Regions from separate parts of the Homo sapiens genome. Here regions 1 and 3 are each linked to region 2. The links are chromatin loops, found by intact Hi-C in ENCODE. Cell type or tissue: ascending aorta. All regions are shown on one strand.

The links. Peaks named below come from ENCODE experiments on the same cell type or tissue, not always from the same donor. Only the 100,000 strongest peaks of a DNase experiment are listed, where the experiment ranks them.
Region 1: it touches region 2 in a loop (2.7-fold over the local background); 8 of 110 quality-filtered maps call a loop at or near these places.
Region 3: a loop joins it to region 2, with 2.9 times the contacts of the local background. A loop is called at or near these places in 9 of 110 quality-filtered maps.

Annotation. Positions count from the first base shown.
Region 1 is chr3:70,988,821-70,996,820 of GRCh38, forward strand. The region is part of intron 13 of FOXP1 (forkhead box P1); the gene reads right to left. Among named protein-coding and RNA genes, the nearest start is that of FOXP1-AS1, 300 kb to the right of the region's middle. In ascending aorta, no CTCF peak of the experiment used is centred here; no DNase peak of the experiment used is centred here; H3K4me3 peaks cover 1,174 bases; H3K27ac peaks cover 5,850 bases.
Region 2 is chr3:71,241,238-71,249,237 of GRCh38, forward strand. The region is part of intron 5 of FOXP1 (forkhead box P1); the gene reads right to left. Among named protein-coding and RNA genes, the nearest start is that of FOXP1-AS1, 45 kb to the right of the region's middle. RefSeq lists an enhancer at 30-2,196. In ascending aorta, no CTCF peak of the experiment used is centred here; DNase peaks (open chromatin) are centred at 2,224, 3,124, 3,954, 7,464 and 2 weaker places; H3K4me3 peaks cover 5,544 bases; H3K27ac peaks cover 8,000 bases.
Region 3 is chr3:71,169,721-71,177,720 of GRCh38, forward strand. The region is part of intron 6 of FOXP1 (forkhead box P1); the gene reads right to left. Among named protein-coding and RNA genes, the nearest start is that of FOXP1-AS1, 120 kb to the right of the region's middle. In ascending aorta, no CTCF peak of the experiment used is centred here; a DNase peak (open chromatin) is centred at 3,338; H3K4me3 peaks cover 1,079 bases; H3K27ac peaks cover 6,691 bases.

The DNA.
Region 1 (8,000 bases), 250 kb before region 2:
AGTTCAAGACAGTTGGGCATAGGGGACACATAACGATTACTTCTGTAAAAGAAGTGGGAAATATATCCCCTAAAGATAAAGGGATAGTCAAGAGAACAGCTGTGGCATTTAGGGAAGATGGAGAAGAGATTAATATGAGAGAGAGAGAGGAGAGAGGGAGAGAATACAGTTTAATTTCAATACTTTGGTACATCATTTGTCCAAAATAATGCCTTAGATTTAAGGAGGGACTCATTAGTTCTGTCACATAATTAACCTTAAATCCTTTAAAAATAAAGTTTTTTAAAGTCAAATTATTCCCAAATAAAAAAACAAATATAGTTTATCTATTTAAATACAGTTATTTTCTAAGGAAGAAGGGGGACAGGGGTCGGGGATTGTGGAAAGATGGAGAAAAGGGAAACCGTACAAAAGGGAGAAGGGAAAAAGCTTTCAGCTTATCCCTACTGGATGACTCAGTCTCCAGCCATATCACATTTGATTTTTTTTTTCTTTTTATTCCCTTGTGGTTCAGGGAGGAATAAATTAAGAAAGAAAGAAAAAAACAGCCGTACAGTGTTAGCATTTATCTTTCAACAAACAGGAAATGAAAATGATACCATATTAGGAGCCACTTGATGGTATTCCTCCTCTGTTCTTTAGTAAGTTATTGAACAGCCAAACTAAAAGATTCTCTGAACACATAATGCTAAAGGAATTTAGTTTTCCAAAGAGGCTTAGAACAATTAAAATGTTGGGAATGCTATTTTTCTGCCATTATTATTATTTTTTTTAAAATGTAAGTATCCTAAGCTTTTTGATGTCAAATACTCAGACTTTTTAAGAAATGTTTTGTTTTAAAGTTATCAAAGGCCAGAAGGAATTAAGAAATCAGTTGTATTTTTCTTAAAAACAAGCAGTAGTCTGTCATGCTGAACAATACAAATTAAAGGGTGAGAGGTGATATTTACTGAAGTCTGCTGAATATTAATTGTGACTTAATTTGGGGGTAAACGTTGTTGATGTAGCAATTATACCTTGTACCACTAAGTGTGGTATAAGGAAAATCCAAATCCTGGGCATTTAAAGGAAACATCTTCTCCATATTTCCATCCAAATGTCTACCAAACTGATCTTTTACTGGTCAGCCAAAGGTAGCAACACTACATTGCAAACACATACCTAGAATTTGTATACACAGCCACTTTCATAAACCCTGGAAGTAACTGCCATCGGAAACATTTTCATATTTTTCCATGAGCACATTGCTTAGAATTCATCGTCAATTCTGAGAGTTATCCAGGAACCTCAATTGTACCACCCTAGTTCTGCTTTTCTAAAAGATGGACAAGGTTACACAAAAAGGCAAAAATCTAACTTTTTGGTTTTGTTTGGTTAGTGAAAACTAATGTGTAGTATCATACTCTTGAATGAGTTTTAGACTTTAAATCAATTACAGCTCTAACACAAACTGTTTTAACAATTACAGAAAGAAACCCGCCAAATTCAGTTTTTCTTTTTTTTAGGCAAAAAGGCTAAACATTCACACCTATTGAAACCACATCCTGTCTACAATGTCTGTCTTGCATTTATAATACTAACTGCTCCTTCCAAAAGCTTTCACATTCTTTATTACTTTTTATGCCATCATCCCATGAGCTCACCATCCCCATCAATTTTCACGGCATCCTTTCATTATTAAAATATGAGGATACAAACATTTAATATTAGCAAGCATATTCCAGCATTTCCTCTTAAACTATGAATTCCATGAAAAGCAAAGAAAAGGAGGTTGAGACATTCAATCCGAAGGCCCACTAAAATTTGGTTGGCAAATTAAAGAGAAAATTTGTGTTGAAATATCAGAGAAGAGAATTACTCTCTAAAAGACTTTCCCAGTGGGTATGGAATGAGTATCTAGCATAAAGGAAATGACAACGGCCTAAACATTAGAGGGAGCTGCTTGTGCAGGGGTCATTTTAATCTACTGAATTTGTTCAACCATTCTGTAGAACGATGGCAGGGTGAAAACGGTTAAGGATGTGGACACAACAATCACACTGTGCTGTGTTCAAATCCTGGCTCAGTGACTCAGCACATTATGTAACCTTTTTAATTACCAAGTTTCTCCTTCTAAATACGGAATGATCATCTCTGAACTCTGAAGGGGTGTTCTGAAGATCAGATGAGGTCTTGCACATAACAAGCTTAGCAAAATGACTAGTGCTTTATGAATGCTCAACAACTTTCTAATTTTTTTTTTTTTTTTTAAGAAAAGTGAAATCGGTCCAGTGTATTTAAACTACTGGCTGAGTATATGTTTGAAATCTGGATCTGCCTAACAGGGGTTCAATGGAGTTTGCAGTTGGGCTAACTGGGAAGGGAAATAATTTTGATCGTTTAAAGAATGGAACAGAAAGCAAAGGAAAGATGAAGCCCACTTCCTATCAATTTGTCTCAGGTTCTTACTGTATCTTCCCCTCATCTTGGGCAAATATTTTTCTACCCTTTGGCCGAAATAGGTCATCTCCTCTTCTATTAGCCATGGCCTCAAATTAGGTTTAAGACAGTCTGGGCTGTGAAAGATCAGAATTTGTGTATTGCACCCGAGCCACTGATAACTGCCAAAGGCTAGGAGTTCCATTCAACATCCTCAAAGATACAAACTAAGATTAATCTTAAACTCATTATTTTAACAGAGAAAAGGGAACACGGTTTGGGGTTCATTTAACATCACCATTTTCTATGTTGTCAGGAGGACTAATCATTTTAAGGCCAATTTGGCAGTTCTCACTCGTGAGAAACAAAACTCTGCTGAAATAAATGAAGGGCTTTGTATGTGTAAAAATGCTAGACTTCTTGAGGACAGATGAGAAGAAAGGGCCAAGACACTCCTTTGATTTAACAGAGGTAAAGGCTACTGTGGCTATTTCAAATCCATTAATCCTATTCTGTTTTATAATTGGGGAAACTGAGGTTTGCAAGGTAAACATATCTGAGGTCAGGGAACTGGGAAGGGGCAGAAATAAGACTAGGGTCCCAGTTGTATGATGCTTGGTCTGAGTTTCCCACACTAGTGTGATTCTAAGAATCACCTGGGACAATAACTCAAATCATAGGTCTTAGTCTCCCTCCCTGCTCTCATGCTGAACTACTGTTCCTAGAGTTAGACGGGATTTTAAATTATGAAAAGAAGGTGTCTTTTCAAAGAATCTCCATGGAAGGGGGGCACATGGAGTTTTAAGAGGCACCTAAATGAATGCATGAGTTCAGATTATCCCATACAATGATGATCTCCAAGTGAAACGACTGCGGTCTCACCTAAACATGCTGGAGCCAACACTCCAACAGTGAGGCTTGGAAGTAGGTATTTTTAAATAAGGACCCCAAGTGTCCAAGTTTAATCAAGTTAAGTGAGAGACACTACTTTCTGCCACGGACTGAGAAGGCCTTAAACAGTGGCTGTATACGTTTCCTCAGTAGTTTCGTATACAATGATGATCCAAAGAGATTAACCCGATGTGGCCCAAGCATATCCAGTTACTTAGGCAGGGTATATCCAGTTACTTAGGCAGGGTATATCCAATAACACAGGTCTCTGACGTACATATGATGAAAAGAAGAAAAACAAGGGGGAGAAAAAGCAGTGACTAGAAGGAGCAGAACTCAAATTACTCTACCAAACTGAGCATTTATCAATTATTTTTGACCCACCTTGTCAAACTATGGCTTCAGAACTTAGTACCAGTGAAAAACTTTTAAATGAGTTCTTTCACACCAACTACCGCATTCAGGTGGTGGGCAATATATGGCTCATTGCACCCCAATCGAAGAATTTCCCTACTTTTATTGTACTCTGTCACCATCTTAACGTTCCTTACATGTTATTATTAAAGACTCTCTTGACATTTAAAGCAGACGCACACTAATACTAAGTCATAGTCTAGGAATTCTAATGCTCCCAGAGTAAGGCAGGATTTTAAATTATGAAAAATAAGTGTCGTGGTTTTCACAGAAGGACATGGAAGTGAGAAACCCAGAGACTCTCTCTCTTCTTTTTCTTGGCTCCAGTTACAAAGCACTGGCAATATGGAACTACCGTGCTGTTAGGACCTCTCTTTCCCCGACGTGCTCAGGGCTTGTGCAGGGCATATCAGGAGGCTCTGTGAGGCCGCTAGTATAGGAACTGTCCTGAGTATTGCCTCAAACAGGGTTAGACAGGGCCAAAGGGGGATACATTACAGATAATAAATTTGCTAAAGTCTAGGAGGCTGGTGTGATTACAAATAGCACCACTAATGGTACAGTAATCACATGTAAAGTTCGTACGGTAATTGATTTGTGTTAGGATTAATGTCTCCCTCTGCTACTGAAACTTGTGCACTTTTCTCCCTGCTGACATTTTCTTAGAGCTTACAATTCCTGGTGTAGATGATTTGGGAGATGTTGGAGTGATCCCAGTGTCACCGGACTCCAGCCTTGCCTTGCTACCATGGAATGCCCAGGACAGAGCTCCGCAAGGCAGAGTGGCATGGCCCCCAAAGCCGGGTTTTAAAACCAGTTCCTGCGTAGAGCCCAGCTGGGCCACAATGATCCTCTGGGTGGAAGCGTTAAGGCAGGATCCCACAATAAAAGGAGCACAGGCTACAAAGGCTGGGTTAACCTCCTGGGCTCTGCCCTTATTCGCCATTGGCATTAAACAAGTTAATCAGACCTCCTAAACTTCAGTTTCCTCATCTGGGAGGGATCCCTGCAAATTATTTCTTTGACTCTAAGAGGCCAGTGATAGTTAAAATAACCATGGATTTAGTAATACCTTCTCAAAGAATGAGAAGAAACATTACATTAAACACACTCATTAAATGTAAGACATATATTGATTTCCAAATGTTATATTTTTCTTTTAAAAAGTGACTCCTACCTGGGCACACTGGCCTGTAATCCCAGCACTCTGGGAGGCCGAGGCAGGCGGATCCCTTGAGCTCAGGAATTTGAGATCATGCTGGCCAACATGATGAAACCTGTCTCTACTAAAAATACAAAAATTAGCAGGGCATGGTGGCACATGCCTATAGTCCCAGCTACTTGGGAGACTGAGTCAGGAGAATCGCTTGAACCCGGGAGGTGGAAGTTGCAGTGAGCCGAGATCCTGCCACCTACACTCCAGCCTGGGCAACAGAGCAAAACTCCGTCTCAAAAGAAGAAAAAGAAAAAGAAAAAGAAAAAGAAAAAGAAAAAGAAAAAAAAGTGACTCTTAGAATCAAGGAAATAGGGTGGTGTGTACTCACAGAGGGACTGTGGGGATTCCAAGAAATTCGGGACATAAGGCACCTAGGACAGTGCCCTGGCATACAGCAGGAGCTCAACAGCTGGCCAGTCAAATGGTTTCCAAGCCAGATGAAATAATTACAAGCAGAAGATGGGGCATTCAATAGCTCTCTCCCACAGCTAGTGGAGTAGGGTGACCCAACTCCTCCCAGCTTGCCCAGGACTCTTCCAGTTTTGAAACTGAAAATCCCAACTCCCAGGAATCCCTTCAGTCCAAGAAAGTAAACTGGGACAGTTGGTCACCCTATTTCGTGTTAAACAGACAGATTAATTTTAAGAGCAATATATCCTTCCACTATCCTTTCTTCCTTATCCTACAATCTAGGCAACGTCTTCCATGGCTCCCTTGGCCTGGAATGTCCTTGCCAACAACCCTTTCCACTGTCACCTTCCCCAATCCCTCACCCCTTGCTTTTAGAAACTCTGCCTGGCAGGGAAGTTAAAGGCATCCTGGTCTTACCCTACTAGGTTGTGTATTACGGGAAGAGGCCACACCACCTTACTATCTGTATCCAGTGCTCCCTATATAATAGGTGCTTGGTAAGTAGTGACTGAATGGAATAAAATCATTAAAGAATACAAGGTACACACACCTCCACCCCCGTCGCCTGCCAGGCAGATCAACCTTGGTTTGGTTGATTCCTTTTTCCCTTGCCTGCTTTCAATATTCATTTTAAAGGGCCTAGAGGCTGAGGGGTTGTAGGGAGCCTGTCCTGAACCTGCCCCGATGACACATGATGAAAACATCAGGACATCTTCATCCATCAGAAAAAATATACAGCAGTTTAGCAATGTCACATGATCACAGAACAAATTAAAACCACTACATGTGATCAGAAATATGTATCTGTACCACTGTCTCAGCTTCCTAAGTGAAGTCAATTCTGTCAGATGTTTTTTGTATTTTTTTTTTTTCTGTCTGTGAAATCAGATGGTTTCCCCTTTTCCCCAAACGGAATTAAAATCCAACCACCACTGCAACTTTTTGTGACATCTCTTCTTTAGCTTAGAGGCTGGAAGAGTTCATATGAATGTCCCACCTAAGAGGACCCAAGTAATCTGGATTCATATGAATTTAAATCCCTAGGCCCACGGCCGGTGGACAGTGGGGGCCCAATATCGCGGAAGCTTCAAGTGTTTCCTTACAATCCTGGCCATGGCATTTCTCAGTGGGGAGTTCTTATCCTCAACAACTTTCTAGTTCCTGTGTCTCTGTCCCTCTGTCATGGTGGGGGTGGAGGGAAGACTGCACATTTCATAACCTGTATAAGATTATGTATACTGATTATGGGAACTTTGCTCCATTCCATTTCTAACTCATCTCATCTGTACATCATTCCAAAAGAATCTGTCAAAAAAGAACAGATGAAATCTTACTGCATTCCCTGATTTCAAAAAGCCATGTATGTCATCGACCCAAATGATTTTTATGGTGTCTGTCTCACTGTTAGGTGTCTATGTGTATAGTATAAGGAACTCACACACCTCTCAGGGTTTACACTTTTAGATCCCAGTTAATAGCTGGGGTCCACTGGTAAAATGTTTAAAAATTATAACTGTCTTTGCAATAATGAAATGCAGTAGGAAATGTTTGAAAAGGCTCAGAAGGCCCACTGAGATGTCTTCTTGACTCTTCTCCAAATAAGACCAGTAGAAGGTTGCAACAAGAGAATGGAATTAACCAACCCTTCCCTGTTAACAAGCTCTACATAAACATTCTTTCTACCGCTAAGAAAACATTCACCATATATTTTTACATCTTTCAACAATAATTTAACAAACATAGATGTACCTTGCCTTTTGTAATTGGTATTTCTATTGAAACTGTGGTTTCGTAAATCAAGTCATATTTTATTTTATGATTATTAATTTTCTTGAGATGGAGTTTTGCTCTTATTGCCCAGGCTGCAATGCAATGGCGCAATCTCGGGTCACTGCAACCTCCACCTCCCAGGTTCAAGCAATTCTCCTGCCTCAGCCGCCTGTGTAGCTGGGATTACAGGCATGTATCACTGTGCCTGGCTAATTTTGTGTTTTTAGAGATGGGGTAATCTCCATGTTGGTCAGGCTGGTCTCGAACTCCCGACCTTAGGTGATCTGCCCGCCTCAGCCTTCCAAAGTGCTGGTATTACAGGCGTGAGCCACCACGCCTGCCCGGCCTCAAGTCATATTTTAAATACACAGGGACAGGACAGCTGTCATGCACAGTGCTGATTAGACAGTCTAAATCAGTCTCCACAACCCATTGTCTTTATTTCTGCCCAGCTTCCTGAAATCTCACCAGTACAGCCTTGAAAGCTTTTCAGTTTAATTCAAGTTTGGTATTGTACAGATAGCTCTGTGAAGGGGAACATCTCCAGCCACTATCCCCTATGGCTAACAGTAGTTATTTTGGAAAAATTGCATCTTTTTCTTTAGGGAGGTTTGTCTGATAGATCAGAGACACAAGGGCCTTCCATTTTGGGTGAAAGTTTTCTGGGGTTTAGATTCAAGGAGGCTGTCTAGGTACACAGCACTTAAGTGACCTTCACCAGCTTTGGTTGCTTCTACAGCTACTGTGCCCTCTGAATTGTCCTGTGGAATCCTTTTATGATGACCCTCTAGGTTAGACATCCTGAACCTCCATCGATGTATATGGTAAGATTCAATCTGAGCTTACTGGGTTTGCTTTTACGATGGGGCACATGTGTGGT
Region 2 (8,000 bases):
AACAAAAAAAAAACTTTTACCTCCAATTACCATAAGGGAGCACAGGAAATTCACTACTGCTGAAAGCAACACAATTTGTGACCATAAACTACAGAACGGTGGGGGAAAAGCCATCATTTTAAATAATAGGTCCCAAGTCTGACTTAGGGGCGAGTGGAGAGCATTTGGCGTCTCAAATTACTTTAACAGGGGGCCCTGTCATATCCCATGGAAAGGACACTCCGGTCTCCCCTCCACCCTCTAATCCTTCTTTCTTAAAGGAACACTCAGCAAGATAATGAATCCTTTAAATGTTACATCTTCTGTCGTGCATTATTGTGGTGCCGAAACTCTTCACATCAAACAGTCATCAGGACTATTACAAAGTGGGCTTATAAGAGAGGGGCTGAAAAGGAGCTGTGTGAAAAGAAGTGGAAAATTAAAGCTGAAGCAGTCGAAGAAAGGGCTTAATTTACTGGCATGTACAGTATGCAAATGAGATTACTCTCAGCTTAACTGCATCATTTATGTCCATAATAACGGCATCATCATTACAGGGCTCAAATTAAATTACACCATAATTAGCATATCAAAGTGATTGGTTAAAGTTTAAAACAAATACCCAATTTTGTTAATGAACAGCTGTAATTGTCATGTACACTTCAGTGAAAACTCTCTAAACAAATATATGTTTTAGAAGAGAGGAAGATTTTTTTTTAAGCAGACAGGTCTGTAGCAGAGGTAAATTGCCTAAAAAAAGAATGACATGGACTATTCTATTAATGTTAATATATGCTGATCATTTTCAGGTAATAAAACATTCTATCAAAACAAGGCTTCGCTTATATTTAGACACCTTCCCTGCTCTTGAAAGTGACAAACCACCAGAAACCTGCTTCTACTTGCAGCAATGATAACAATGCAGGGGTGACCTGTCTCGAACAAGCAAAGGACATGTTCGGTAACATGCTATTACTAACCCCCCATATTCATTTAAAAGACATTCGTGTTCAAATCGTGCTGAGTCAAAGCTGATTTTTTTCCTCATTCCAGCCCAAAGAGGGAAGAGTGACAGAAAACTTGCTGCACCTATGGCATAGACCAGAACGCTCCTAAGCTGATGCCCTGATAACATATTAGACAGCCTCCAACTCAATTTCTCCTCATCGAATCATAGCTACACAGCAGTTTGAAACACACAGCTGCACTAGGGAAGTTTGCTCTTCCATCATTAAAATACATCAGGAGGTACAGCTAGCTATTGTCAATTTTGGCTGGAATCAGCATGCACACAAATTTCGTATATGTGAAACCAGACACTAATAATAAGCTTGTTTCCAAACCTTTTTGTTATAACCATTTAATGTCAGAAGAGTTTCTATACAAAAAGATTTGTCAATAATCTGGAGGCTCACATGTGAAAAAGCTTTCCGCCTAAGATTGTCCCATTTCTTAACAACGTACCCCATATGTCCTCTGAGACAACTGTGAGGGTACATCGCTGTGATACACAGCATGGCAAGCCAAAATATATTTTGCCCAAAAAGGAAAAAAAAAAAAAAAAGCACTTTCAAATATACTTAACAAGCAAATTGAATGTCTTATTAAAATCGTATTATCTAAACAGTGTTCAAAAATTTAAAGAAAGTAGCTTTTCATTTTATTCATCGAAGAATCCATTAAAGCTTAGGCTCTGAAGTAGTATGTAAATTATGTGCCTTTCAAGGTAGAGCTAGGGCAAATTCACTCCATCAACTAATGATGAACCTCATTATGTGCAGGGAGGATTCATAATGAGGAAAGAGCCACCCGCCATTCCATGTTCTAACATAAATCCCTGTAAAATTTGAATATCTCCCCGTCTAATTAAAGGCTACTAATTCCAATCACCCCCTCCATGGCCCCAAAGTAAAAATAAACCTCTCTAAAAGCACAGACTACAGTTATATTTCTAAAGCAGTACTCGATCCTGTTTGGACTCAGAACCTTCCACTCAGATGTGTTTTTCGACAAGCATAATTAGCAGCTTTCTAAGATAGAAACTTAGGGGCTGCTCAAGCTCATTTTGGTTAAATACACTGAATTTCTATTTTTCAAAGAGCTTCACCTTGACAGGGCTACAGTGCATGCACAGAGATGATCCGCAGCCAAGAAACCAACAGGAATGTGCGAGCACAGTCATAACGTAAAATAAAATTCTTAGCACTCGAGTCCCGTGCTGAAGCTGAGATGTTCAGAAAAAGCCAAGCACTGTGGCATGAACCCGAGATTGCATTTGGACAGGGATGTATTCAAATCTGCTTGGGAATGACATACTTGATTCTGGAACAAACTGCTCACTTTTAACGTGGTTTGAACTAATGAACAAGTACGTCCCAGCATCTATAAGCCAAAGAACTATTCCCTCTTCTAATCACCAACTTTGATTTTTTTTAACTGAAAACTGTAGAAAGAAAATACATCGTTGCCAAACATATTTATTATGATTAATAGCCTGTAATATCCCTCACCAAGGCTTAATTTGCACTTGTTTTCAATTATGAAGCTGCACCACTCTAGTCCAGTCCCCTTTTCAGGTGGAGATGAATTTCTTGTGGTCTTTACTCTTTCTATTGTATTGCCACCCAGCAAGGCACAATTAGTTAAAAACAGTAAACCTCCACCTTGGCTCCAACAGAGCACCAGATTACACAAAATTAGAGAAGAAAATAATTGAGAAATAAGTGAAGGTGTCCAAGGAATTAAAGCAATTAGACCAAAGGGGAAAAGAAAAAGTACATAGCCAGTCACCCAAACACACCTTCACATTAAAATTTAAAAGAAAAGAAAAAAGTCCTAAATCTGTTATTTAATTTTGATAAACTCAATACAGTCCCTCATCAGGGAATCTTAGCTGCTGCCATAAATTCAAGCATCCCCAAATGTCTGAAACCCCAGTTTGGTAATAAAATGTACACATCAGTGTTACACCAGTGTGGATTATCCAAACCTAACGAGTCCATTCTACTAAAGATGCTGCCGCTACTTTAAGTTGCATAAAAATAAACTCCACTACATAAAAGCTGCCACAGTGCGTGCGCTCTCATCCCTCGGCTCCAAGCATGATCTCTCCCCCCTCTTTTAGGTCAGCCACTCATGCATTAGGAAGACATCCCTCCCAAAATAACTTGGCCCTCCCCCCGAAGCACAGAGTTGAGCAACCTACCTTTGTTCTGGAGTTGCAGATAATAACAGGCAAGCCTCAAGACCATGAGGATTTGGAAAAGATCAGGAGAGTTGAAAAAGGGAAAAAAAAAAAAATAGAAGAAGAAAAAGAAAAAGAAATACGCCCAAGTAGAGAAGAATTGGAAGAAACAGCAGGAAAAGGCTTCTAATGAAACTGTTGTGGCTGCCACAGATCGGGGGTGTTTTCAGCAGTGTTTACACCACACCAGTGAGTACACACCTCTGCTACATCTCATCCACAACTGGTGGCATTTTTTTTTTCTGAATCCATGCATGACAATTAAAAGCACTGCACCTCTCTGTTTGGGAGGGGGACCACAAAAGACCTCCGCAATATTTCTTTACAATGTCTATATCACTGATGAGCATTAGTTTGAGTGACAAAGGTCCCAGGCTAAATCAACATTCTTACCTTAATGTTCCTAGTAAAAGGCTCCAGGAAACATAACTCATGAGATATGTATGCAAAGATATGTCTCAAGGAATTAATCCAGAGCCCTCAGATGAAGTGAGGGGGGAAAAAAAAAAAAGGAAAAAAGAAAAAAAGAAAAGGCAGTGGCTTACATTTCCAAACAAACGCAGCTCAGCCTGGGGAAGCGATGGCATAAAAACAGGTTTGCATATACAGAGCTCAGTGGCAGAAGCGAGAGTTCCGTAGGATTTATTTGACACTTATTTTCCGGGAAGCCTTTTGTGGAGTTGTACCGTTTGTTTCTTATTGTCTGAGAAGCAGTTAGGAGCTTTCTCCCGGAGGGGGCCTCTCAACCCCTGGCTTGGCCTCCTCTGACGGGGAGGTAACCATATTAGGATGTGTATGGTAAAGTAAACAATAACATAGTTGCAATGAAATGGAATTTTTTTTTCTCCAGCTAATGGTGTTGGGGTCAGTCCTGTCTTTTCAGCCATTCCTACTAATTTTGTTTCCTAGTTCAAACAGGCCCTCCTCCTCCTTTTTTTTTTCAAGTGTTAGCTGTTTCCAAATATCTGACTGTAAATTTGCTAAGAATGTTTGCAATGTAAGAAAAGGCTTTTAACATCCAAATAAAGACCGTGCCAGTTTAATCATTAAAAGGGATGTGAATTTTCAATCCCTTGCAGAGATACAAGCCTTCTCTACCCACCCACCCCCTCCCCATCTTTCTCTGAAGGTTAAAATTACTTGGTCATTTAGAAGTACCTGCTAAATAAATCAGATTTTTAAAGAACAAGACCGTTACCTTCATAAAAATTCCTCATTCACATACTGTGTCACTGAGTGAAGAGTCTTAACCATTCATGCACCTGAAAATTTATTACCTGAAATTTCTAGGATGGTTACTTTTACATGATAAAGCTCTTTCCCACCTCCTCCAATCACCACCCCCCCCACCCACAAATAAACAAAAAGCATAAAATACTGTTGTCAAATCATCCTTTAGAAATTAGCTAATAAAATAAAAAATATTATGAAGAATGAGTTCCCAAAATGTTACATTTTTAAGAAAAGTTCTGCAGGTCCAAAGACAACAATAAAAAGTAAGGCTGCTTTCTTGCCATGATCACTTAGTACGAAAACCACCCCCCCCCCACCACAAAGCAGTGAGTGAAACATCCCACTCAAAGGTCAGGGCTAGGCTGATAAGGAGGGTAACAATGCTGATGGGGACCACAGAGAACTAATCTGGAGGCAGCTGAGCAGCAGCGAGCCAGCTCTGGCCCCGACGCTGAGAAGGCTTCCATATCTTTATTCCCTAGGTGAGAGCCGTGGCTGCTCTTGAAAGCAGTTTCCCCATGAGATCAGCCAAAATGAGGGTGCTTCGGTAGCGGCCAGCCCTCGGTGTGCAAGGACGGGAGGACAGGGACAGTGATGCTGCCTGCGAGAACCCGAGAAACCTTCTGTGTACCAGGCATCGAGGCAAAACATGTGCCATGAGCAAAAGGGCACAGGCAGGGGGATAAATGATACATGTAATTAAGAATGAAGCCAGGCTGATCTAGCAAATAAAATGCATGTGGCCCTGGTGAAACTTCCAAAGCTCAGAAAGAGTTCCTCCCTAGCCTGGAACCTCTGGGCTGCCCTCTAAACTGCCTTGGTTCTTATCAGATCCATATCGTACAGAAACCTAAAACCCCTGCAACTCATGTTTTATTAAAACATGTTTAGCATTCTTTTTAAAGATAGGTTTTAACCCCAAATACCCATGAAATTAAATCTCCTATGCCACTTATCTGCACTGCTGGGCAAAAACTAAAGTTGAGCTAAACAGAGAGATAGCAAAATCAATAAATCACACGAAACAAGTAGCAGTTCAAAAGTTCAAAGATATGATGGCCAGTTCAGCGCGTCTTAGCACTCACCCAATAATAACTCGTCTCCGTCACTCTTCATCGTATAGACAATTTCATGGCATCATTTTCATTAGCCTGTCTCAGAGAAAATTGCTAGCTATTTATGTATACGCTCAAATAAATTAGCCATTTCATCGAGCAATGTGATTCTTATAAAATACATTAACACAATACTCGATTTTCCAGTTGCAGTAAATAAATAAATCAATACATTCAATACAGGGTGATTCTTTCACTGTGGCGCTACAGCTCTCAGCATAAGTGTTTTTATTGGGTTTATTTGTTTCAATAAAAATTGAAATGGGCCAGTGATCTCAGTGCTAGCATCTTAAAAAAAAAATCCATCCAATATTGGGGAAAGTATTGTGCAGAACATTCAAACTTATAATTTTATTCAAGAATCATTTTCATTATGTATTATTCCACAACCTGGTTCTGTTGGAAAATTTCACAAAGGGAAAGGGGGAAATCCTGCCAGGTGTTTGACTCTGGTGGCGTTTCTGTGCTGCAGACCCCAGTCTGAGGGTGATGCTTCTGAGAGACAGCAGCACTTGGCTGAGCTGCGACCTTCTGCCTGGAATGTGCCTCTTCCCTGGGCAGGGAGAAACGACAATGGGACAAGTGCCAGATGGCCTCCTCTGTCACACCTTACGGAATGCCATTGATTGTGGCTCAGAGAAGGCCATTTATTCCAACCTCTGGGGGAAAGACCGGGGTATCATGACTGCAGGGAAGAAGAGAGAGGTGTGCTGCTGCTGTAAATAAAATCAGGCCGAGGGCCTGCGAGCGACTTTGGTGGCGAAATCAAGACACACCAGGCAGGAGATTTTCTCCAAGTCACTAGCACAATGAAAAGGGAAATATGGTAGTGGATATCTGTTGTTTTTGTCTGCCCAACATCCATGCTCCCCTTTCTCTGATGACACTAGCCTGATTTTTCTTTTGGGGAAACGCCCATTCTCCACTCTCAGTCCTAATGGTTCACAGGAGGCTGATGCATCTCTCAGCTCCAGAGGGTGGAGCCATAACCCAAGTCTGACCAATCAGTGAGTTCTGCTCTGCCAGCAACACTGATTGGCTGATGGATGGACATGTCCCAAGAATGATACTCAACTACTAGCATTCCATAGGAACTATTGGGAGACAGAAAGGCTGTCCTTCTGCTGGCTTGCTAAACTTTTAAATGCATGAATCGGGCTTGCCTCCACAAAAAGAGAGCTGGCTGAACAGAGGCCAGGACACAGCGGCAAGAAGGTGAGCACAATAGCAAGACAGATTCCTAACAATGCTCACAGAGAACAGGCCTCCTCTTGGACTTGTCAATTACACAAGCCAATTAAATTCCCTTATTTGCTTAGCCAGCTGGAGTTGGCTTTGGGTCATTTGCAACCATAAGGTGCCACACAGGAGCCCAAAATAGATAGTGTTCTATATGTAGCTCTCCTACTCTACAATATATGTTAGCCTTTATGGGAAAGCAAACCAACTAAGCACACACAAATCAATTAACTCTCATAACTAATATTCAAAATCTGTAGGATCTCGTGTTTCCTATGTAATTAACCAGTTCATCAGCCATGCTCTCTTCCTGCTAATAATGGAGTTGGAAAAAGAAGTCAGGACCCACAGTCAGAAAGAACTCAAGATGATCTCAAAGCAAACTAAACTGGAGGTCTAAAAAAATCCAGCATGGCCAGGCACGGTGGCTCACGCCTGTAATCCCAGCACTTTGGGAGGCCGAGGCAGGTGGATCACGAGCTCAGGAGTTCAAGACCAGCCTGACCAACATGGTGAAACCCTGTCTCTACTAAAAATACAAAAATTAGCCAGGCATAGTGGCGCGCACATGTAATCCCAGCTACTCGGGTGGCTGAGGCAGGAGAATCGCTTGAACCTGGCAGGCGGAGCTTGCAGTGAGCCGAGATTGCACCACTGCACCCCAGCTTGGGCAACAGAGCAAGACGTCATCTCAAAAAAAAAAAAAAAAAATTCAGCATGAAGTCGAATACAAACTTAAGAAGTTCCTCTCCAGGCTCCTCATAGTTATGGTTCAGTCAGGGATGGACCAACCTATGAGATTAGGGGAATGGCCAGCTGGTTCACACAATAGGCCTCAGGCCTGGTGTGGAGTCCTTAGTCTTGTGGTCACTGATCACAAAAAAGCCAGTGGGAAGGGTAGGAAGGAGAAAGAGCTGCATTGGTCATTGAAACAAGGCCAACACAAACTTCCCAGCCCCAGCACTTTCTGAATCCTTTTGTGTAGAATTTCTGCAGATGCTGGAAACCCAGGAGGAACCAAAGTGAACATCCTAATTTAGCATTGGAGGAAAGAAAATAACTGAATGGAGTTTAGAGTCATGTGGATGCCAGAGGCCATAGGCAAGCTAGAAACAATATAGTAAGAATATTTAAGCTGGGATGGAGTGGGCAGGGTCCTGGCGCCTGCCTGGCATTTAGCCCTGGCTCCA
Region 3 (8,000 bases), 72 kb before region 2:
TATTTCAGTTACTTTAGGTTTTCAACATTAGGCTCCTTAATTACTGGCTAAAAAATTACTGGCAAAAAAAAAAAAAAAAGATTTTTTGCTCAGATATGTAATTCAAATAACAAGCTATTTAAAGAGTAGATAAGAAGAAGGCTCTTCTATTTTGGTTCATTTTACGCACAATTTTGCAACCTCCATCATATTTAGTTAAAACGATGGGATGAATCGAATGTACAAATTTAAGTTTCATGCCAATTAGCATTGAAAAAAGAAAAGATAATCACGAGATAGGCCCCATTTCCAATACTTAAACTTTGATCAAGCAGGGGGAGCTACTCCAGATAATTAATCAGCCTGCTTAATGAGAGGAGAACTGGTAATCAGCACAATCGTATTTATCTTCAGCAAACTTAGTAAATAATGAGTCTTAATCTAAAATAAAACTGTCCTAATAATACTTTCAAGGCCATATGTCTGTGTTTCTCTTTCCTATCCCTTTTGTCAAAACAAAAATCTTATATTGCTATTTAAAGTGAACTGCAAAACACTTAGCGGTATATATCACAACAATGACGCTCCCCCCACGCCCTCACTCCGTTGAGCCTAATATTTGATTACTGCTAGTCAAATCAAGCTTTCAGGCAAATAATCTCCATTTTTAAAGTTAATGAGATATGGTCATGTCGACAACAGCTTGCAGAAACTTTTAATTTTAATTCCTGCAGGCTGTGCTGGCCTCTTTTACAGCAACTACTGTATGAATGAGTCAAATTTGCCAACATGGCTTATGTAGACAAGTGCACACTAATTAAAAATACCCACTGGTATCATAATTTAAATACCATGAAAATAAACTGTGAAAGTCGCTCGGATCCAGTCTTCATGGTTTCCTTGGAGTGTGCTTCTTTTGACTATAGGATGTTTTATTGCTCGCGTATTCTTAGCTGAAAACCATTTTGCATCTTTGAGGAATTTGGGATTTTGATGTAATTATACAATTTGTGTTAATATTTGTTTCGCATAAGCTGTTAAGCAGGCCTCCCAGAACGACCACTAATTGAGAAAACCATATTGCTGAGGCATGCGGCAAATTTATACTCTTGATTCAGCGTCCATCTACAACTTCCTTCCATGGGGCCGTCTCTTTCCTCTCTGAGCTCCAGCCACAATGAATTCAAAATAAAAACACAGTTGTTTTAGTCCGTCTTTCTTTTCTTCTTTTTGTTTGAGTTTTCACTCTTTATAATATCTGTACTTTAACTGGTCTTCTTCCAAACCAGGAAGGCGGGCATGATTCTTCACCTAAAACTAACTGCAAAATGCTGCTATAACTTCTTTTCAGCCATCCATCCATCCAGCCTTCCATCCATTCATACAAATACACACTCACTTTTTTTTTTTTTTAATTTAAATAATTTTTTGGCTAGGGAATTTCTGAGTCTGCCTTTGCTGGGATAAAAGTACATTTTATACAGGGTAAAAAGTTGGCATCGTGAGGGTTAAAGCTATTTGAGGGGTTAAATATGCAATTACCGCTCACTAAAACCAGAGAGACATATAGATAAATAGAAGAAATGAAGTCCCCAGGTTCCCTTCAGAAGCCTCCATCACATTACTACCAGACAGAAACTCTTTAAGTACCATTTTCAGATGTTAAATCATTGTTCGCGCTGCACATATTTTCGCTATTCCTGGGGGAACAATATCTGAAGAGAGCGTGCTAACAAATGCAATCCCGTAAACAGGCATTTTTCCTCTTGTTGTTAGTACCTTTGTATTCCCGCTCCCGGCTCTGTCATCCATGGCTTCTCTCTGCTTTGAAGTTAAAGTACTGAATGAGCAGTGTCATCTATTATCCAGAGTGTGCATGTAGATTATAAATAAGAAATAAAAGTGACTTTCAGTACACTGCTTTTGCATTAGCAAGTTGCCTCCTCTCTTACCTCCTCTGTCCTTCATACTTGCAACCAACAATCTATTAGCAACCTGAATTTCAGGGTTTCTTTCAGAGGGAGACACAGACTGGAAAATGTGTATGTAACAACGTGAAAAGTTGTATTGACACACAGGGCTGGGGTCTGGGCCAGGCCTCTGCATTCACCTTTTCTATCTTTAACCCTATCTTACAGATGTCCTTCAGGACGTGTGTCTGGTGATGGGACCGGCTCTTCATTTACATTTTTCTGTTGACAAACAGAGTCCATGAATATTAATTATTCTGAAGTTTATTTGCAGAAAAGGCACTTTCTAATCCTTATCAATTATTTATTAAAAATCTCCCCCACCTAATAATCTCATTAACATTATTATACTAAGGCCAACAGCAAATATTCCTTTGATAAGTAACAACCCAACCTGCTATCCTTCCTGCCAAATCTCATGTAGCCTCCTTTGCTTAATCATGGATATCGTGGCTTTTGTTTTCTGGAAGCTCGAGGGTAGTCCTCCATTACTTTTTTTTTAATACAAGAAAATTCACAAACAGTGCCTTTTGTTATAAAATGAAAAGTTTCTGATACATTACACTAAAGGAAAAGAACAAAAATCTTGGAAAAATAGAATATGCCTGCTTTTTAATGCCCTGTTGGTTATGTGCAGAATTACTCAACAGAAATCCCAAGGAACTAAATCCCTGCAGTCCTACAACAACATGAAGGGTCTCGAGGGAATCCATCGGGTTTCAAAATATGTGAGAGTCTCAAAGAATGTAAAGCAAATGAAAATCGCATCCAATAATGGTGACACCTACATTTATGTAGTGTTTCATTGCTTACCAGGCATTTTGACCTATAACACTTCACTTGCTTCCTCTAATACTCCTCTGAGGTGTGCAGGGCAGTTATTATTAACCTTATTTTACAGATGAAAAAACTGAGGCTAAGCAACTGCCTAAGGTCACCAGGACAGAAGGCAGGAGGGCAGGGACTCCGAATCCTAGGTTTTCTCACCAAGAGTTTTGCATCCCACCTTGTTGATTGGTCCTGTGTTCAAAATGAGGATTTCCTTCTATCTTCCTTCCCTCTTCCTTCTGGATTCACTGTTGGTATTTTTACTTGTTGCTGGGAAATTTCGTTAGCTGCCTGGAATTCCATTTTTAAAGGGCTGCCCTGCCCACTGATTTGTGAGGTACCACCTTCCCCCAAAATTACTGAAGCGCCAATTGTCTCAAACTGAGTCTGATTTCTAGTTTACTCAGAAACTTAAGATAGGAGAAGCAACATACAGTTTCAGAGGCAAAAGTAAACTTAGAAATGAAGTCGTATCCAGAGGCTCAAAGAGTGAGTGACTTGCTTCAAATCACAGGGTAAGTTACAGCAGCAACACTCAGGCTGGCTGAAACCTCTATCAACATTCTCAGATTTTTCGCAAGAGCCCATGCATTTTGCAAACTTGAGAGATTGCTTTTTTTTCCCTATTGGTCCAGAGGTCACCTTTTTTCCCCCTCTACTGAAAGTTTCTCATCTATTGCCTAAGAAAATGAGTCAGTATCCCTAAAGATTTCTGAAAAATCATCATAGTTGGATAGGAATAATCAGCCAGTAAGATATTTCATGAGACTGTCTCAACCCCAGTCTCCATTCTCTTCTCCTCACCATCACTACCCAATCAGCCTGACTCTATTCACAAAATTTCTAGAATGGGAACTGCCTCAATTTAGAAAAAAAAGAAAAAATTCACACACACACACACACACACACACACACACACACACACTTTTTGCCTTAGTTCTTGCCCTGCATAAAAAGTCCTGCAAGCATAGGATAGCATGATCTTCTGATGCAACATATTAGCTGTCATACATTAGTAAAACCATACATTAGACATGGAGAAGCAGAAGGCCTAGGCCAAAGTTAAGATGCTACACATTCCAGTTAGAAATTCAGTGAAAGGCAACTTTAAAGTGAGGGTGGGGGTGTGGGTGACAATAGGCCAGTTCATGAAGACTATGAATATCTAGTAAGGAATTACCGAGGTTATCTCCTGCATGGCTGATAACAATTAGATGTGGAGATGAGGGCTGAAGTCATCTCACCAGGGATTGCTGGCATATTCTGGGAAGTCTAAGCCTCTTTCCAACAGCATTCAAGAAAACATGGGCTTGAAGTCATCAGGAAAACCACAATGAAGGAAGCTTTAAGGAATGGGAGTTGGGAAACCAACCATGGTGGGAAGGATGAAATGGGGAAGTTTTTGTTGTAATTGTTGTTGAAGAAGAAAGTGACAAAATAAAGTTACCAATCTTACAGTATCATGTGATTAGCAGGGGAACTTTACCACCCTCTACACAGAAAAAATACCCATCTATGCATGGTCTAGGAAGGGTTTTGCAAACTACTGCCCTAGTCCTCTGTTTTTGTAAGTAAAGTTTTACTAGAACACAGACAGATCCATTATTTATGTAAGATCTATAGCTGCTTTCATATGGAGTATTTGTGACAGAAAGAACAGCCTCCAAAGCCAAAAACAATTTTTTTACTACTTAAAAGAAAATTTAGAGTTTACAGATCCTTATTGTAGAAAGATTACTGTGGAGGGGGGAAAAACCCACTTCCCAATAACTGATAGTGAGAATTTAAGAGTAAGCTGGGTGCAGCGGCATGCACCTGTAGTCCCAGCTACTGGGGAGGGTGAGGCAGGAGATTTGCTTGAGCCCAGCTGCCTCTAAATAGCCACTGCACTCCAGCCTGGGCAACACGGCAAGATCCTGTCTCAAAAACAAACAAACAAACAAAGGAAACCAGGAAAACACAGACATACATGTACATAGTAATACACACATACCCTATGTATGAATTGTTGTTGTTAATAGTGTCAGTACCATAGAAATAAAATTCCTGATTTCATCCATCTTCACAGATCATGGAAGGGTCCACATCATACCCCACAAGACTGTTTCTGAATACATCAGGGGTATCCATGCAAAAGTTAATCAAAGGACAAAGCCTTTATTCTGTCTGAGCTTAGTTTCTTCATCCATAAAATGTGAGTCTGGATCATCTAAGGAATTTTAGAAATGCTATGACTCTACAGATAAGGAATAAGGAGCAAAGCGAATACACAATGTATGCACATGCATACACACACACACACACACACACACACACACACACACACACACCCCAATATACCCCAGGGTAGGAAGAGAAGGGTAGAAGAATCAAGGACACAGCAGATTGCAGGTATGACCAAGTTGGAGTACATAAATGTTTTTTTTTTTTTTTGAGATGGAGTCTCGCTCTTGTTGCCCAGACTGGAGAGCAGCGCCATGATCTCAGCTCACTGCAACCTCCGCCCCCGGGTTCAAGCCATTCTCCTGCCTCAGCCTCCCCAGTAGCTGGGATTACAAGCGCCTGCCACCACGCCTCGCTAATTTTTTGTGTTTTCAGTAGAGACGAGGTTTCACTATATTGGCCAGGCTGGTCTCGAACTCCTGACCTCGTGATCCATCCGCCTTGGCCTCCCAAAGTGCTGGGATTACAGGCTTGAGCCACCGCACCCGGCCTATTTTGGACTTTCAAAGTAGCTTGAGGGGCAAATATGTAAGCCACCCAGAAACATGCATGTACTTCATTTCTCATTCTGGGAATCAAAAGAGCTTGACTTACTTCTTTGGCCCATCAAGTGTGTCTCTTTTTTGCACTGACAACACGTATGTGGCCACGATGACACCTTCAAGGAATGGAGGCTCCCTGCCTCTCCAATAGCAGCCCCAAAACTGGGAGATTTTCAATTGATGACTTTTCTTCAAATAAGATTGCTTTTCAGCCTTTTCCACTGTTCTTTTCAAAAGCAGACCCATCAGCTTGTTTTTCAAAGGTGAGAGAGAGATAAAGACAGACTAAAAATGATCCTCTGTAGCCTAGTTAGTTGGGCTTTTGTGCTGATCCAGAATGGTGACCAACTAAGATGTTAGTGATTTCATGGTAAAGCAAGGACTCACGGACTCCGGGTAATCAGCTGACTTCATAAAATAAGCCAGGAAAGGTAAAGACTTTCCTAAACCGGAAACAAATATATGCTTTTGCTGCTAGGGAAATGTACATAGTTTGACTTGTAGGTTATGAATCTTTAAAACTCCTACCCTAAGTCCCATCATACCTCGTTTGTGAGTACTATCTTTTATTTATCGTGCTAAGCAATTGTTCTTTGTTGACTGGAGCAGTGTTCTATGTGAGCAAAGCAGGTGAGACACAGACACAGGAACACAAAATACCACTCAGGGAGCAAAGGACATTTTCTCAACAGAGCTAATCACTCTTGAAGCAAAATAATCCACTCTCCCCAGTTATTAAAATAACGAAAGTAACTGTGGCAACTTCAAAAGGACTAACTCATTAATCAGTGAAGCTGGGTGAATAATTTCCTCAAGAAACACAAGGTACCAGAAATATTTTATCCAAATACATTTTTGTTGGTCAGAATAGGGTTCAAGCCTGTTACATAATCCTAAGAAAACACAGAAGGTATTTCCCTCATCCTGTCAGTGTGTGACAGCTGTTTGGGGCACCTGGAGAAAGTCTACAGTTTAAGTCTTCGGGTTCCATGTTCCCAAACACAAGGGCAATAAAGGGGACCATGTCAAACTCAAAATAGCTGCTTTTCAGTTGTCTATAAAATACCAGTTGCAACCACCACTACTTACTTGCAATTTATTATGTGCAGCCTTATTAATAAACCCAGATTTCCGCGTTCTTAGAAGCAATACTTCCATCCCCCTGACCAGTCAAAGGAGACAGCAATCAGAAAAGTTTTCTGTGCTGGAGGTATGGTTCAGATCCTTCAGGACCCTAATGCCTTAGCTTTATTGCCTATAGCATGCTGCAAACGTCACCACCAGAGGCACTGCCGAATTTCTGCTATTTCTGGATAAAACAAAGGCCTGCTGGCTGGGCCTGGTGGCATGTGCCTGTAGCTTCACCTACTTGAGAGGCTCGGGTGGGAGGATTGCTTGAGCCCAGGAGTTCAAGGCTGCAGTGAGCTATGATTGGACTACTGTACTACTCCAGCCAGGGCAACAGAGCAAGAGGCTATCTCAAAAAAAAAAAAAAAAAAAAAAAAAAAAGAGCCGGGGGGCGGGTGCGGTGGCTCACGCCTATAATCCCAGCACTTTGGGAGGCTGATGTGGGCAGACAGCTTGAGGTCAGGAGTTCAAGACCAGCCTGGCCAACATCGTGAAACCCCATCTCTACTAAAAATACAAAAAATTAGCCGGGTGTGGTGGTGGGCGCCTGTAGTCCCAGCTACTAAGGAGTTTGAGGCAAGAGGATCAATGGAACCTGGGAGGCGGAGGTTGCAGTGAGCCGAGATCGTGCCACTGCACTCCAGCCTGGGCAACAGAGCAAGGCTTGTCTCAAAAACAAAAACAAATGAAAAAAAGGAAGAAAGAAAACAAAGGCCTTCCAATCAAAGTGTTTTAGAAACAGATGGAATCAGGCTAACTTCGGTCTGACGGTGCCAGGCTTGGGTGTTCACTGGAAGGACACACTGCAACAGGTGTGAAGCAGGACTCTCTCCCGTTGAAATGAAATGAAACCAACCTAAGTTACAAGGCGCAGTTGCTTAAGAGTAAAATTAGGTACATCTGCTACAAATAAGGGCTCCATCTGAAAATAGGAGAGGGTGGAAATGGAAAAGCTGCTGTCTATGGGAATACTTAGTATTTGCTTTCTGAACTCAGCAAGAAAAGTTGGGTTGAAGTGGAATGATTCTGAATGACAAAACATTTCAGGAAACTCAATGGGGAAGGAGAGCAGGCAAAATGGGAGAAATCCTTTCAGAATGAACTGATCATCACCACAATAAACAAACACAGTAAGAGATGCTTGAGAGCTCTGATGAAGAGCTCAGGCTCTGGAGTCGGGCAGATGTAGGGTGAAATCTGGGCTTGTCCAGTCGTAAGCTGTGTGAACGAGCGTGGGCAGCTAATTAAGTTTCTTCCTGTGTAGAACAAGTATTTTAAAAGTACTTAGCTCACAGGGTGCTTGTGAGAAGGAACTGTACTAACACAGGTA